Regions from separate parts of the Homo sapiens genome. Here region 2 is linked to region 1. The links are chromatin loops, found by intact Hi-C in ENCODE. Cell type or tissue: endothelial cell of umbilical vein. All regions are shown on one strand. Each heading gives the region's core, and the rest is flanking DNA. Links, peaks and the distances in the headings are about the cores only. Region 1 has its middle 20 kb from the start of GPR135. Region 2 has its middle 160 kb from the start of DAAM1.

Region 1 (8,339 bases), core at 90-8,089:
ATTATTGGTGATGGCCTGGATATGGTTTTGTATGAATTGAAAAACTAAACGGAATAAGAGAAGGAGAAAAACAAGTATTAAAGGTCTAAGAATTGGGAGGACCTAGGACATCTAATTAGAGAGTGCCTAAGGAGGTTCAGCATAGCCTTGCCAGCAAAGATTATTTATTTACTTTAAGAGTTAAGAGTGGCAGTTTGGGGATAGCACCAGGAGATATCAGCTGTGATGACTTGGAGAAACACTGTAAACCGGCAGTGTAAACAAGAGCAGGGCATGTATGAGTAGTTGAGAACAGTGAATAGGAGTATGACTAGACAGAAGATAGTAGGGATGACAAGTTTTTTTGGGGCACAGTCCAAGTTGGTCTGGTGTCTGGAATGAGACTGGGGCCTAATAAAAAGGAGCGTCCATACAGGAGCTCAAGTGGGCTGTACCTTGTAGCATTCTGAGGACAGGCCTGAATTCTGAGAAGAGAAAGAGGTAAAAGTATTGTCCAGTCTTTTTTAAGTTGGTGGCTGAGCTTGGTGAGGTGTGTTTTTAAAAGACTATTAGTCCGTTCTACTTTTCTTGAAGACTGAGGACTGTAAGGGATATAAAGGTTTCACTGAATACTGAGTGCCTGAAAAACTGCTTGGGTGATTTGACTAGTAAAGGCTGGTCTGTTATCAGACTGTATAGAGGTGGGAAGGCTAAACTGAGGAATTATGTCTGACAGAAGGGAAGAAATGACTGCGGTGGCCTTCTCAGACCCTGTAGGAAAGGCCTCTACCTATCCAGTGAAAGTGTCTACTTAGACTAAGAGGTATTTTAGTTATCTGACTCAGGGCATGTTGAATAAAGCTAATTTGCCAGTCCTGGGTGGGGGCAAATCCTCGAGCTTGATGTGTAGGGAAGGGAGGGGGCCTGAATAATCCTTGAGAAGTAGTAGAATAGCAGATGGAACACTGAGAAGTTATTTCTTTGAGGATAGATTTCCACGATGGAAAGGAAATGAGAGGTTTTAAGAGGCAAGCTAGTGGCTTGTACTATAGCATAGCCTGCCTTTGCTGGTGTGTGGCGATTAGACCTGGTGGAACTGCCATCAATAAACTAAGTGTGATCAGGGTGAGGAACAGGAAAGAAGGAAATATGGGGAAATGGGGTGAACGTCAGGTGGATCAGAGAGATGCAGTCATGAGGGTCAGGTGTGGTATCTGGAATAATGTGGGAGGCTGGATTGAAGTCTGTGCCAGGAACAATGGTAATTGTGGGACTTAACAAAGAGTGAGTACAGCTGAAGGAGCTGGGAAGCAGAAAGTATATGCGTCAGGTATGAGGAAGAAAATAGATTTTGGAAGTTATGAGAACTGTAGAGAGTGAGTTGAGCATAGTTTGTGATTTTTAGGGCCTCTAAAAGTATTAAAGCAGTGGCAGCTGCTGCACGCAGACATGAGGGGTAGGCTAAAACGGTAAGGTCAAGTTGTTTGGACAGAAAGGCTACAGGCTGTGGTCCTGGCTCTTGTGTAAGAATTCTGACCGCAGTAACCATGCCTAGGAAGGAAAGGAGTTGTTGTTTTGTAGAAGGTGCTGGGGGTTGAGAGATTGGTCGGACATGATCAGCAGGGAGAGCACGTGTGTTTTTATGAGAATTATGCTGAGATAGGTAACAGATGAGGAAGAAATTTGAGCTTGACTGAAGTAAGGGGGGTTGTCTATGAAGCTTTGCGGCAGTACAGCCCAGGTAATTTGCTGAGCTTGATGGGTGTCAGGGTTAGTCTAAGTGAAAGCGAAGAGAGGCTGGGATTAAGCGCGCAAAGGAATAGTAAAGAAAGCATGTTTGAGATCCAGAACAGAATAATGGGTTGTGGAGGGAGGTATTGAGGATAGGAGAGTATATGGGTTTGGCACCACAGGGTGGATAGGCAAAACAATTTGGTTGATAAGGCGAAGATCCTGAACTAACCTGTAAGGCTTGTCTGGTTCTAGGACAGGTAAAATGGGGGATTTGTAAGGAGAGTTTATAGGCTTTAAAAGGCCATGCTGTAGCAGGCAAGTGATAACAGGCTTTAATCTTTTTAAAGCACGCTGCAGGTTGGGATATTGGCGTTGAGCAGGGTAAGGGTGATTAGGTTTTAATGAGATGGTAAGGGGAATGATCGGTCACCAAGGAGGGAGTAGAGGTATCCTATACTTGGGGGTTAAGGTGGGGGATACAAGAGGAGGATGCAAAGGAGGCTTTGGATTGGGAAGAAGGGCGTCAATGAGATGCGGCTGTAGTCCAGGAATAGTCAGGGAAGCAGATAATTTAGTTAAAGTGTCTCAGCCTAATAAGGGAACTGGGCAGGTGGGGAAAACTAAAAGGAGTGCTTAAAAGAGTATTGTCTAAATTGTACCAGAGTTGGGGAGTTTTAAAGGTTTAGAAGCCTGGCCGTCAATACCTACAACAGTTACGGAGGCAAGGGAAACAGGCCCTTGAGAAGAAGGTAATGTGGAGTGGGTAGCCTCCATATTGATTAAGAAGGGGACGGACTTACCCTCCACTGTGAGAGTTACTTAAAGCTAGCATCTGTGATGGTCTACGGGGCTTCCAAGGCGATCGGGCGGCATCAGTCTTCAGCCGCTAAGCCGAGAAGATCTGGGAAGGAGTCAGAGAAGCCAAGAAGATCTGGGAAGGAGTCAGAGAGCCTTGGGCCAGAGTTCCAGGGGCTCTGGGAGTGGCTGCCAGGTGAGTTGAACAGTCTGATTTCCATTGGGGTCCTGCACAGATGGGACGTGGCTTAGGAGGAATCCTGGACTGCAGGCATTCCTTGGCCTGGTGGCCAGATTTCTGGCACTTGTAGCAAGCTCCTGGGGGAGGTGGTTCTGGAGGAACACCTGGCCACTGTGGTTTAGGCGTTTGGAAGTTCTTGTGAGCTGGAGATGTGGCTGGGGTTTGTCTCACAGTGGAGGCAAGGAATTGCAACTCCGAAATATGTTGCTACTTAGCCGCCTCTATTATTGTACACCTTGAAGGCAAGGTTAATTAAGTCCTGTTGTGGGGTTTGAGGGCCAGAATTTAATTTTTGGAGTTTTATTTAATGTCGGGAGCAGATTTGGGTAATAAAATGTATACTGAGAATAAGACGGCCTTTTGACCTTTTAGAGTCTAGGGCTGTAAAGTGTCTTAGGGTTGATGCCAAACGAGCCATGAACTGGGCTGGATTTTTATATTTGATGAAAAAGAGCCTAAACGCTATCTGATTTGGGATAAAGAAAAAGGAGCATTAACCTTGACTATGCCTTTGGCTCCAGCTGACTTTTTAAGAGTAAATTGCTGGTCAGGAGGGGGAGGGCTAGTTACGGAACGAAACTGTAAGCCGGACCGGGTGTGAGGAGGGGAGATGATAAAAGGATTATAGGGTGGAGGAGCAGAGGCTGAGGAAGAATTGGGATCTAGCTTGGCCTGGCAAGGAGGGGAGGTGTCGTCCCTGCGTGGTCTGACACCTCTGAAACCTGGGTGAATAATCAGAGAGGTGTGTCCCTGCAATGATTAAACACGAAGGGAAGGCTGCCTTCCTTAGTCCGTGACTGGCGCCAGAGTTTTGGGTCCACGGATAAAACGTGTCTCCTTTGTCTCTACCAGAAAATGAAAGGAATTGAAATTAAGAGAAGGGAGAAATTGAAGTGTGGCGCCAAGATTGAAAGAAAGAGGTTGAGGGATAGCGAGGGAGGTTGGAGAAGACAGTAAAAAGAGGCCGCTTACTGGATTTGAAATTGGTGAGATGTTTTTTGGGCTGGTCGGTCTGAGGACCTGAGGTCGTAGCAGAGGCCTGACATCTTTCTTAGAGGAATGTGCTCTCTGGTCAAAAGTAGAGAATAACTCCATGAGATTAAAGCAAAACATGCATCTACCTGATTCAATATGTTCAAGGGCCCCACTACATGGGGCAGTTTAATTGTTGGTTTGTTTTTTGAGACAGGGTCTTGCTCTCACCCAAACTGGAGTGAGGTGCAGGATCATAGGTCACTGTAACCTCCAACTCCTAGGCTCAAGCAATCTTCCCACCTCGGCCTCCCAAGTAGCTAGGACTACAGACATGCACCATCATGCCCAGCTACATTGGGCAGTTTAAAAGTAAAAAAATTTGTCAATCTACTTGTTTACTCTCCAGAGAACATAATCGATTTGACTGAAAAAAATTAATACTGGTTTATCTTTAGCTACCAGGACTACAGACAAACCAAAGGAAAGGCAGCACATATTTCCTTACTTTCTGGCAGTCATTAAGTTCCTGCTGGTTTCTGGATGTCAGGGGTCCAGAGACAAGTACATATTTTCTTTTCTTTTTTTTTTTTTTTTTTAGTATTTATTTATTTATTTAGAGACGGAGTCTCACTCTGTCGCCCAGGCTGGAGTGCAGTGGCACAATCTCAGCTCACTGCAAGCTCCATCTCCCGGGTTCACGCCATTCTCCTGCCTCAGCCCCCCCAGTAGCTGGGACTACAGGCGCCCGCCACCACGCCCGGCTAATTTTTTGTATTTTTAGTAGAGATGGGGTTTCATTGTGTTAGCCAGGATGGTCCCGATCTTCTGACCTCGTGATCCACCCGCCTCGGCCTCCCAAAGTTCTGGGATTACAGGCGTGAGCCACGGCACCCGGCGACAAGTACATATTTTCTTGATAGCACTACTACAGTACATCTATTCCCGTTGTGAAGGGGGAAAATTCAAACAGCAGTTCACCTGCAATTTGAAAGCCTGAAATACTGCTGATTCCCCACAAGGAGGCTCCATTATCAAGTACAACAATTTTCAAAGCGGGAATGCCCCAACGATTTTGAAAAGCAACACATCAGAACACATTAAACTTTCATAATCTTTAAATGCTTTAACATTCTTATTGATAACAGTTTGGCTTTAATTATCACATAAAAATTTAATCTATCATTTTTGTGCTATGCAAAGCCAAGACAAATGTATCATATATTAAATACATAATTTAATTAAGCTGAGTATTTAAACAAGGCCGAATTTTTTTCTCAGTGGGAGGAAGGGAGGACGATTGGTGATTATACTAAAAACCAATTTTCTTATGCTTCAGTTATTACATGTGATCAAAGAGTTATCACACAGGTTCAACTTTGGCTTTCTAAGTCAAACAAACAAGCTTTATCTTGGCTAAAATTCTTTATAAGGCAAAACATATTGACTGGTAGCTCATTGCCTAATTGATAACACATATGTCATGGCATTATTTTAATATGACTCTTTAACAATAAAACAGTTAATATTTCCTATTGGATCGTGTAACATCTTAAAATATTGGTAATAACAGTTCCAAATGGTTATAAATGTATTTGAAGTATTTGAACAGGAAATAGAGACTAAATATATACATAAATAATTTGTTACAATTTAGATTTCTTTGAATGCATAATGTTGAAATTAGTTTTTCCTTTTGCATCTTTAATTCTCTGAAAGAAGAACTTAGAATGACTTTTAGTGCTCTAAGCGTTCAATTAACTTTTCATTTAAATTATTTATTTTATATGATGGATGGAATGCATCAGGGCAACTGAGAAATAAGGCAAATTTCTTACATTTGGAAAATAGAGTTAGGCTTGTGATTTGAAAGTTTTAGTTTTCTAAGACTATTCTTTAGAGAGTGGGATTTGGGATGTATCTAGCATTTATTGATTGCCTCCATGAAGTCCTTTGCTCATATTATTTCATATCAATGGGCCGGATATTACTATTCCCCATTGCATAGATGAAGAAGCTGAGACTCAAAGAAAAATAACTTGTTCAAGATAATATAGCCAGCTAAACAACAGCAGGATTGGGATTAGAACCCACAGCAGGGATGGATGGGAAGAGAGGCAGACAAGGGTGGAGGTTTGGGGATCTGAGAGTGAGGAGGAGGCAGGATGAAATTAACAAGGGTAGAATCTTTTCTGGGAGTTCACAGAAGTAGTAATTTATATCCCTTAGCATGCCTCCTTTATCCCTATCAGGCCCTCTGCGGCTGGATGAATCTCTGTTTTTCCAGTCAGTTTGAATCTTAGCATCAATATTATATTTGAAATGTAAGAGTGAAATTGCCTTTCTGTGACATCTTTTTAACTGATTACTGGGCACTTAGGCAACCAGCTCCCGAATGTCTGGTTACTCTTAATAAAGGTCAGGATTGCACCTAGCTAGCCTCACTAATAGAGGAGACCTTGTGGCCATCTTTCATAGCAGCCTGAGGCAAGTTGTCATGAATTCACTGAAACTTGCTGATTTCCCCTGTGCACCTGAAAGAACCTGGTTCCCTTAGTGATGTCCATTCAGCCTGAATAACTCTACTGCTTCCCCTCTGCCAGCACACCACCCACCCTGTCAACGATGGTGAAAATCTGCAACCTCTTGTTTACCTTCATGTGTGGGGAGCCTCTCCCATCCTTCTCACAAGGATATAAGGAGATTGCATTCTAACTTGCTTTGATTACTCTTAGCTTACATACAGAATCACCTCTTTAGAGGAAAGGGAAGTTTCTCCCAGTTCTGTCTTTGGAAATGGGAGATTGGTCTTGGAGTCTTAGACTAACACAGATAGATCATTAATCACAAAGACTGTCTCTGGAAACTGAAAAAGGTCAGATTCTCTTAGAAACTGTGGGATGGGTGTGGTGGTACATGCTCATAATCCCAGCACTTCGGGAGGCCAAGGTGAGTAGATGGCTTGAGTCCAGGAGTTCAAGACCAGCCTGGGCAACATGGTGAAACCCCATCTCTATGGAAAAAAAAAAAAAAAAAGTTGGGTGTGGTGTTGTGTGCCTGTAGTCCCAGCTACTCAGGAGGCTGAGATGGGAGGATTGCTTGAGCCCAGGGAGGGTGAGACTGCAGTGAGCCGAGATCATGCCACTGTACTCCAGCCTGGGCAATAGAGTGAGATGAGACCCTGCCTCAAAAAAATAAGTAAATAAAATAAAAATGAAAAGAAAGAAACTGCACAATAAGACAAGGGCAGGGTGGAGAGTTTGTTTTAGTTACACAAGACACCCATGCAACACGACAACACCCCTTTAAAACATACAAAGTCACATAACTTCAGAATTTCAAGATTTAGTTAAAAAAGAAAAGAAAGGATGGAAAATGTGATACTGTATACATTTTCTGCTGTCTTTGTGCTACTGAACATTCTCTAATGAATGTCTCCTAAACATCTTTCTGTGATCTACTTTGAAAGGAGAACAGAAGGGAGGGAAGAACAGAGAGGAGACTAAAGAGAGATAAGGAGAGGGAAGGAAGAAGAGGGGGCTAAGGAGGGAGAGAAGAAGATAAAGAAAATTTACAAAAGAAAGGAAGAAGGAGAGAGAGAAGTTGTTTGCTATTGTGGCATATTAGGTGAGCAATGAACACTTTGTGCATTTATTCGTTTGACACACAGTTATCGAGCATCTATTATGTGCCAGGCTCTTAGACCCCGGTTGAAAGCAGTGAAACAGATAGTTGTCTTATGAAGCACATAGATTGGGCGAGTCACAAAATTTTTTAAATAAAGTAAATTAGGTTGCAAATACACTCTTAGTTCACTTTATTTTTACATTATTCCTCTCATCCTCCATAACAATGCCTCTCATTCTACTCATAAACCCAAGTAATATAAATGAGCCACTCTAGACTATTAAAATATACCATTGTCTCAAAAAATGTTTTTCAATGTAAGCATATTTGTACTTTTGCTTTCTTAATTGGAGCAATGTTTTTGTATTACTGCGTGTCTACACATTTTTTAAAGAGCTGATAAAAAGATGTTTGTTCATTTCTATATAGTCTACTCAATCAGCCTATTTGCAAAAATTTTCCTGAAAAATAGGTAGTGGAGAAAAGTCAGGGTCAAGAGTGGATTTTATTCTAAATCAATATTTGGGATAAATGCAAACAAAAATAATCAGAAATTAAACAAAGAATATTGGATTTAACATGAAATGGATAACCTGACAGCCTCTTCTAAAACAAATAAAATACTCTTGTGTATCAAAGCGCTTAAGTCCATAACAGAGGTGAACTTGAGGTCAATGCTGTCAAATAATTTCTAAGTAGTTTCCAGATTTTTTTCTTTTTTTTTTTGCCTTTGGTGCCGAAAAGGCTAATCAACTTTATGTACTTACAACTTACCTTCAATTTATCAAACTGCAGGTATAATAGTCAAAATATTCAACAACCAATATGGTATGAACACAGATGCTGCTTCTATATCTTAAAATGTATTTTTCAGCATCCTGGCTGAATAAACATCCTCCCTAATTATGGGGAAAGTGGTATGTCATTAGCATGGAATGAAGTTCCCCTCCTGATCCATTAAAAGTTAAGCTACTCCTTTCACTAATTTTGT
Region 2 (8,339 bases), core at 278-8,277, 420 kb after region 1:
AAATATAAAAGCCCAGAGACAACCAACTTCAGCAAGAGGCTATGGGGACATCCTTTCTTAGGTTTCAGACTTATGTAAGAAATTTTTTAAAAAAATGTTTGCTGGCCTTCTCTAATTACCACAACACGAAGGGTAATGAACTAAAGTTATATGAGTCCCAAGATTTTGGGGAATGTTTCTTCTATTTTTTTTTTTTTTTTAATGTGTCAAATGTATACATTTAATTGACTTTGTGTATCACTATATTTGATCCTTTTTATTCTTCTAACATTTTCTTTTAGCCAAATTATTTTTTATTCTTCATGTATGCATTTGCTGGTATTGTTTCAGCTTGTTTTTTAAAAAATCTTTTAGCTTTCTTTGCCTTATTTACCAATCAAATTATTATTTTTTTATTTCATATAAAATGTTTATCTTACCATATTATCTTGCTAACATGTCCTCTTAGATAATTTCATTCTTCTATCAAAATGTAATCTCAACATCCCATTTACCAGCATGATGTATGGTCACATTTTTCTTTTCCTTTTCTTTTTCTTTTCTTTTCTCTTTTCTTTTTTTCTTTTCTTTTCTTTTCTTTTTTCTTTTCAAGGTTTCCTTCTATTGCCCGCTGGAGTGCAGTGGAGTGATCTTGGCTCACTGCAACCTCTGCCTCCCAGGTTCAAGCGATCCTCCCACCTCTGCCTCTCGAGTAGCTGAGACAACAGTTATGCACCACTCCACCTGGCTAATTTTTGTATTTTTTCTAGAGATGGGGTTTCACCATATTGTCCAGGCTGGTCTCGAACTCCTGAGCTCAAGCAATCCACCCACCTTGGCCTCTCAAAGTGCTGGGATTACAGGCATGAGCCACCACGCCCATCCCACATTTCCTTTAAATGTGCCCATTAAATCACTTGAATCCCACCAGCGCCTTCTCTCCTGTAATACCCGGAAGTCTCAGGATGATTGACCTTTATCTCATTCAGGAGGTTGGTCCCTGATTCCCATTCCCAGTCATTGCTACATGCATCCAAGGTGCTCCATGTCAAATCTGTCTGGGGCTCCCAATTTACAATGCTTGAATACACAGCTCCTTCACCTGAAGGACCAGGTGAAGTTCTACTATTCCCTGCATCACCCAGAACAACTTGTGCAGATAATGGATGTTGCCTACCCAAAAGCCATTCCCCTTTCCTACTCTCTTGCTAGTATATAATCCTACCTGATAGAGAACAATGGGAAATATATCAGGGGCTTCAGGAAAAGGTTTTTCTTAGTAAGAAGAAATGCATGGGAGGAAAAACAACTTTCCATACACATTGAATGTGGTCAAATCTCCAAGTGATGCCTGGAACTACTGCCACCATTATGAGACAATGAGGGGAGAGGTTGTCAACATGCTGAGAATGGTGAGAGAAAAGACTGGAAGGATCTGGCTTCATTGCGCATATTAGTTTGCTGAACCAAATCTGGAACCACTGTGCCTCTGAGCTTCTCATGGAAAGTAATATACTTATTACCTATGCCAATTTTAGCTGGGTATTGTGTCATTCATAGGCAAAGGCATCCTAACTGGGACATACTGTCTCTATGGGAAGGTTCACAATTGCAGGGGTCAACCGCTAACCCCAGCTCTTTTCCACCCTCATGGTGATTTTATTTACGGGCCTCAATCACATTTTACTGCTACTTAGTTAAGCCACCATAATTCTCCCCAACAAGTTTCAGTAGCTATGAATTACTGATAGGAGTCAGATTCTTGTTCCTCACCTCCCACCAAATGTTTGGACTCATGCAAATTTGCCTACAAATTCCTAAGCAACTGTCAAGTTCATTGTCTTGGTCCATTTTGTATTGCTGTGCAGGAATATCCGAGGATGGGTAATTTGTAAATAAAAAGGGACTATTTGGCTCACAGTCCTGATGGCTGAAAAAGTTTGAGATTGGGCATCTGCATCTGGTGAAGGCCTCAGGCTGTTTCTACTCATGGTGGAAGGTGAAGGGAAACTGACTTGTGCAGAGATCACAGGTTTGCAGAGAAAGGAAGCAAGAGAGAGAGAGGTGAGGTGCCAGGCTCTTTTCAACAACCAGCTGTCATGGAAACTAATAGAGTGAGAACTCACTCGCCCCAGAGGGAGGGCATTAATCTGTTCATGAGGGATTCACCCCCTGACCCAAACACCTTCCATTGTGCCCCACCTCCAACATTGAGGATCAAATTCAAACAAGAGATTTGGTGGGGACAAACAAACCATATCCAAACTACAGCATTCATTATGTCAAATTTTCTTACAGAATAAAAATGCAAAAGTTCTCTTCACTGTGCATCTGCTACACAATAACTTCATAATTATAGAAGCAAAGTATGCTCATATAAAGAACTAGAAAATACGAAAAGATGAAAAGACAAGAATTTCAATATACCATCCAGAAACATGTTCACTTTGAACATGTTCACATGTATTTTTCTTTTGAATCTTACGCAATTGAAATCATACTGCACCTACTATTTTGTATCCTGATTTATTCACTTAACATTATATTGTTTTTCATTTTGCATTACTATTTTTCAAAAATCACGATGTTTAATTTTGGAAAATATCCTATTATGAGGATGTACCCAAATATATTTAATCATTCTGTTATATAAAAAGAAGATATATAATATAGATGTTAAATCTATGGGTTCTGGAACCAAAATCCCCACTCCAATTTGTATTAGATGTGTGACCTTCAGCAAGTTGCTTAACCTTTTGGAGGCATGGCTTTCTCATCTCCAAAATGGGTATAGTAATAACACCTACCTGCTAGGCTTGTTGTGAGAAACAAGTAAGAGGGCTTAGTAGGATCTGGTACAAAGTTAATATTCAATAAAGATTTGTTATTGTTATTATTATTATAAAAATGTGAGGTTATTTTCCATTTTCTCAAACGTAAATAGGACATCCATTCCTCAAAACATCCTTGAACATACATCACTTTTTGCATCTGATTAATTTTTGGAATCATTTCCTAGAAAGGGAATTCTTGGTTAATGCCTATTTTATTTTGATAATTTATCAGATTTTTATAAAGATGAAAAAGCAAATTCAAGCCTCAAGGGGAAAGGGTGAAAAGAATACATTCCCTGAACAAAATAAGTATTTTCCTACTCACTGTCCCAACATTATAGGGCAGATTCACCCATATCCTTAAAAGTTGAGCTTTCTATCCTTAAATTGAAGTAAAGAAGTTCATCCATAGGTCAAAATTAGCTCTTAACATAATGACAGGTCTGTTTTGGGCACTACTTAGATGGCATGCTGGAATGGTATTTTCTTTTTCAGTAATAGATTCTCACTTTCCTTTTTGAAAAGAAATGTGATTAAGCAAAAATCTATGCTCTTTTATTCATACAATTATTAAAAACTCATGGGAGCACAAGAAGTGGCTAAGAGGGTCCTTTCTGGAGGGACCCTCATTGTAGCTCCCCAGGTATAATTTTAATGAGCAATTAAGGAGTCTCGTCAATCAATTGTCAATTTCCTCAGATACACTTTTCATTCATTCTACATTCTGATTGAGGTTGTTAGCATATCTTTAGCTGCCTGCTTGCCACTACTTCTAAGAAAGGCCACAGCCTCTGTCCTGAATTCTTAGTTACTGGTCCATGAATACTCTACCCATGATGGCAGACAATGAGAAAATAATGAAAGGAAGAATGCACCTTCTGTCTTCCCTGCTCAGAAAATCCCTTCACCAGACTCACTTCTCCTACCTAATCCTTTGAATCTTTAGATTGCATATAAACATTGTTTTGGGTTCAGTTTAATGGCATAAGAGCCATTAAGAAATACTCCACTAACTTCCAGCGGTTTGAAGTCTAGATTCTGTGACAGATTGATATGTTTTAAAATGCACCCTTCCTGAAAGGACGCTCTGTAACTTACGTCTGTGCCACTTGCTTCTGCTGCCCTCCTGTGGCTTCCCGGGGTCCTAACAACGTGTGCAGCCTTTTGTCCAGCTGCCCAGTCTCACCCTTTGTCATCTGTTTTCTCTGCTGTTTATTCTCCTCTTTACCCTCATCTGTGATAGCTGTAGGAATTCAGGCCCTCAGTGACTCATCCAGATTTATGGCTCCAATTTGCCCCCAGGATTGCAATGTTATGCTCTGCTAGACTCTATTCCCTTCCAGCATTGGTGCTCCTCATGTGTGACTAAATGCTCTTTCTTCTTTGATAGGAAGTGTATATTCTAAGTAATGGTGCATTCAGTTAAGTGATTATTTGTTTAAAAATTATATTCTCAATCCTCGCTTATAATATGCCACTTCATCAGGCGCCAATGATCAGGCTGGGCACATGTGTTAGCAAAGCTTGGCTTGTTCACTGTGTGTATTACAGGCATTTGCAGGGAGATTTTTCGCAGGAGCCTTTGTCTTTTATTTTTTACTTTTCTCACCATGCAGTCAAATATGCCTTTTCTTAGTTCAGCGAGCCTTGTTAAGTTTGATCTACAATCTAGGGAAGACTTCTAATTCAGAGTAATTTGCCAAGATGAAAGACCTGATCTGCTTTAAGAGAAATTAATCATTTCCCTTTGCCTGGAACTTTCTCAAGTTTTGAGGAATGATTTTGTCTCCTTTCTGCATGGAAACATTCTTTTAAAATTTTTAAATATTTTAATTTCATTGCAAGACAATAGTAAGTGGGGTAAGACTGAGGTCTAGCATTAAGAACAGTTATCTACTCATTGTCTTTTAACACATCAGTACTTTTTAAAGAATGCAGGTAAATGATACTAGGTCCTGGATATATGACATATACTAGTGATTTATTTATTTTAATTAATTAATTTATTATTATTATTTTGAGACAGAGTTCACTCTGTCACCCAGGCTATAATGCAGTGGCGCGATTTCGGCTCTCTGTAGCCTCTGCCTCCCTGCTTCAAGTGGCTCTCATGCTTCAGCTTCCCGAGTGACTGTGATTATGGGTGCCCGCCACCACGTCTGGCTAATTTTTGTATTTTTTGGTAGAGATGGGTTTTTGCCATGTTGGCCAGGCTGGTCTTGAACTCCTGACCTCAGGTGATCTGCCTGTCTCAGCTTCCCAAAGTGCTGGGATTACAGGCATGAGCCACCGCCCCCGGCCTATACTAATGATTTAGATATTAGGACGAGTATGACCTCTAGTGCTCTCTACCTTTGTGACCAGGTCACTCAACCTCACAGCATCTCACTTTATTCATCTTTAAAATAGACATTATAATACATATTTTGCAGGGTTGTTATGACAAACCGATGTGACATTTTACACACTGTAAATCAAGATATAAATATAAAATATTATTATGTATGCCCTTTTTTGGGGGGAAATAAAGGAATACAGCATCAAAACAACCAACCAACAAAGATGCTTCTCTAATGGGCCCTTTATAAAACTTAGCTAGTAGCAGATAATTCAGAAAAATAAATTGTATTCTAAAGATAGTTTCTTCTATTGACCTATCTTAAATATGAGAACTTTTTTTTCTTTATTTCTTCTAAAACAAAAAAACCATGATACATGTGCAGAACGTGCAGGTTTGTTACATAGGTATACGTGTGCCACGGTGGTTTGCTGCACCTATTGACCTGTCCTCTACGTTCCCTCCCCTCACCCCCTACTCCTCAAAAGGCCCTGGTGTGTGTTGTTTCCCACTCTGTCCATGTGTTCTCAATGTTCAGCTCCCACTTATGGTGAGAACATGCGGTGTTTGGCTTTCTGTTCCTGTGTTAGTTTGCTGAAGATGATGGCTTCCAGCTTCATCCATGTCCCTGCAAAGAACATGATCTCATTCCTTTTTATGGCTGCATAGTATTCCATGATGTATATGTACCACACTTCCTTTATCCAGTCTATCATTAATGGGCATTTGGGTTGGTTCCATGTGTTTGCTATTGTAAATAATGCTGCAATAAACATATGTCTTTATAGTAGAATGATTCATACTCCTTTGGGTATATGCCCAGTAATGAGATTGCTGGATCAAATGGTATTTCTGGTTCTAGATCCTTGAGTAATTGGCATAATGTCTTCCATAATGAGAAGACAGAAAATATGAGAACATTTGTAGTGTATATAATTTACAGTTTCTACTATTAAAGCAAAACCTCCTAGCACAGATAGACCTTAGGTTGTAATTCACAAAACAATGAACTTGCATTTGGGGGAGAAAATAGGACAATTCCAAACTTAGATATTTTCGTAAGTGATTCTGGCCAGTTCCTGAGTCCAGTTGATTTTAAGGCACAAGATTGACCTGAAACAGTCAAAATGGTCACCTTACAAGAGAAATAGAGAAAACATAGCAGAAAATGCACGAGCATCATTAACAAATTCCTCTACGTGACTTCAAAGACACATTCAGGGAAGGCTACCCCCACTGAGGAATTGCTTTCCCAAGTCCTGTTGCTGCTGGCTTCAATGTGGGGCCACCTCATTTCATTAGCCTTCATTCTGCACAGCTGCCAACCATTACTTCCTCCCTTGGATCTTAGGAAGTCTTAACTGTCATTTCAAGAGTCAGATTATATAATAGTTTAACTGAAACATTGTAGTTGTTTTTGGCACAATGACCTATGTCAGATAAATTTTTAAAATAAGTAGAACACCTTTTTATTTAAAATTTGTTGATTTAGGAAGTATTTGTATAGGTTCGTTACATGGGTCTACTGAATGATGCTGAGGTTTGGGCTTCTAATGTTCTTGACACACAAGTAGTGAACATAGTACCCAATGGGCAGGTTTTCAACACGTGTTCCCCTTCCTCCCTCCCTGCTTTTTGGAATCCTCAGTGTTTATTGTTCGCATCTTTGTGTCTATGTCTACCCAATGTTTAGCTCTCTCTTAGAAGTGGGAACGTGTGGTATTTGGTTTTCTGTTTCTGTGTTAATTCACTTAGAATAATGGCCTCCAGCTGCATTTATGTTGCTGCAAAGGATATGATATCATTCTTTGTTATGGCTGAGTTGTATTCCATGGTGTATATGTGCCACATTTTCTTTATCCAATCCACTATTCATAGGCACCTGGTAGAGCCCCCTTTTAAAACCAAACCCCACATGGAATTCCAGTTTATAAAAGAGTTCAGAGAGGGAACTACTCCACTTGAAGGAGGGGTTGGGAAAGTGTCTAAAATATCTGAGATCCTCTTTCACCCCTTCTTCCAATCCTCTGGTAGTGGCTCCCCAGCCACCTCCAAAGATCTTTAAGACTCTAGGCAGCACAAACTGAAAAAAAGTAATCTATGCCAATATAACAATTGATTTTCTAAATAAGAAACTAGAACAAAATTCTACAATAATTAAAGGATTAGCTAGCAATGAAAGAAACCAGATCAGTCTTGAGAGAGAAGATTCCTGAGAAAAGAAGCAAAGGAACTGTCTGGAATCACGGTCATGTTCTGTATCTTGACAGGCGTATGGGTCATACAGGTGTAAGCTGTTGTCAAAACTAAAGTGTACAGTTAGGATCTATGATCTCACCATACATAACATAAAATAAAATAACTGAAGGCCAGATCCAGCTGAAATCCTGTTGGTCTCCAGATAAATACTGACTCATATTCACTTAACTAAAAAGATGCCCTGTGGCTTGAGTTTGTTTCATCTATAAAGATCAAGCACATGTTTATGGAGCATCACCTATTTTCGGCTATAATTCCAAATTAAGTAACACAATTCAACAACATTAGCTCAATGGTTGCAAGGTATATCATTGTTCAACTTATAGTCCCAATTTATCTTTGATAGCGATGCAGAAAGAACAAACTGCCCATATTAAATCAATCAATACTTCGTACCATGATCAGGAGACTAAGTACCATAATACCATGGACACCATTCCCAGAAAAATGACTCCGTAAAACAGCTGAGTTTCAGGTCAAAGTAAAGTGTTAATTCTCAACTGGAACTAAGAGTTAAGAATTTCATCCCCAAACAGTGGCTCATATAGTTTTTGATTCTTTACACACCATCATGATTTTGATCAAATCTAAAGATTTTCCCTTTAGATGTGTGTGCATGCATACACAAATACACATGCACACACTGCAAATATTGCAGGCATATTCAGAGGCTAATACTGCCCGAAGCCTATCCATGGATTCCAGGTAAAGAATCTGCACTCAAAATCTTTTCTCAGCTGCAGAAAATCTCATTTGAGACTAATCACTATAGTGTGGTAGAATAATAAAGAAAATTTCGCAGGGGCCATGAGTTAATGTTGTATTTCTGAGGTAGTTGGGTTTTTTTATTGTTGAGAAATTAGTTTTCTTCAAATTGGCTCACATTAAAATAATATCTAAGATATGTGCAGCATTGTTTGGTTTTCAGA

The links. A loop is a pair of places that touch in the nucleus more often than their neighbours do. Peaks named below come from ENCODE experiments on the same cell type or tissue, not always from the same donor. Only the 100,000 strongest peaks of a DNase experiment are listed, where the experiment ranks them.
Region 2: a loop joins it to region 1, with 15 times the contacts of the local background. A loop is called at or near these places in 28 of 110 quality-filtered maps.

Annotation. Positions count from the first base shown.
Region 1 is chr14:59,440,807-59,449,145 of GRCh38, reverse strand. No RefSeq gene overlaps it. Among named protein-coding and RNA genes, the nearest start is that of GPR135, 20 kb to the left of the region's middle. In endothelial cell of umbilical vein, for the core only: a CTCF peak has its summit at 4,727 (motif pointing right); a DNase peak (open chromatin) is centred at 4,775.
Region 2 is chr14:59,024,364-59,032,702 of GRCh38, reverse strand. No RefSeq gene overlaps it. Among named protein-coding and RNA genes, the nearest start is that of DAAM1, 160 kb to the left of the region's middle. RefSeq lists a silencer at 3,922-3,971. In endothelial cell of umbilical vein, for the core only: a CTCF peak has its summit at 3,956 (motif pointing left); a DNase peak (open chromatin) is centred at 3,952; H3K27me3 peaks cover 309 bases.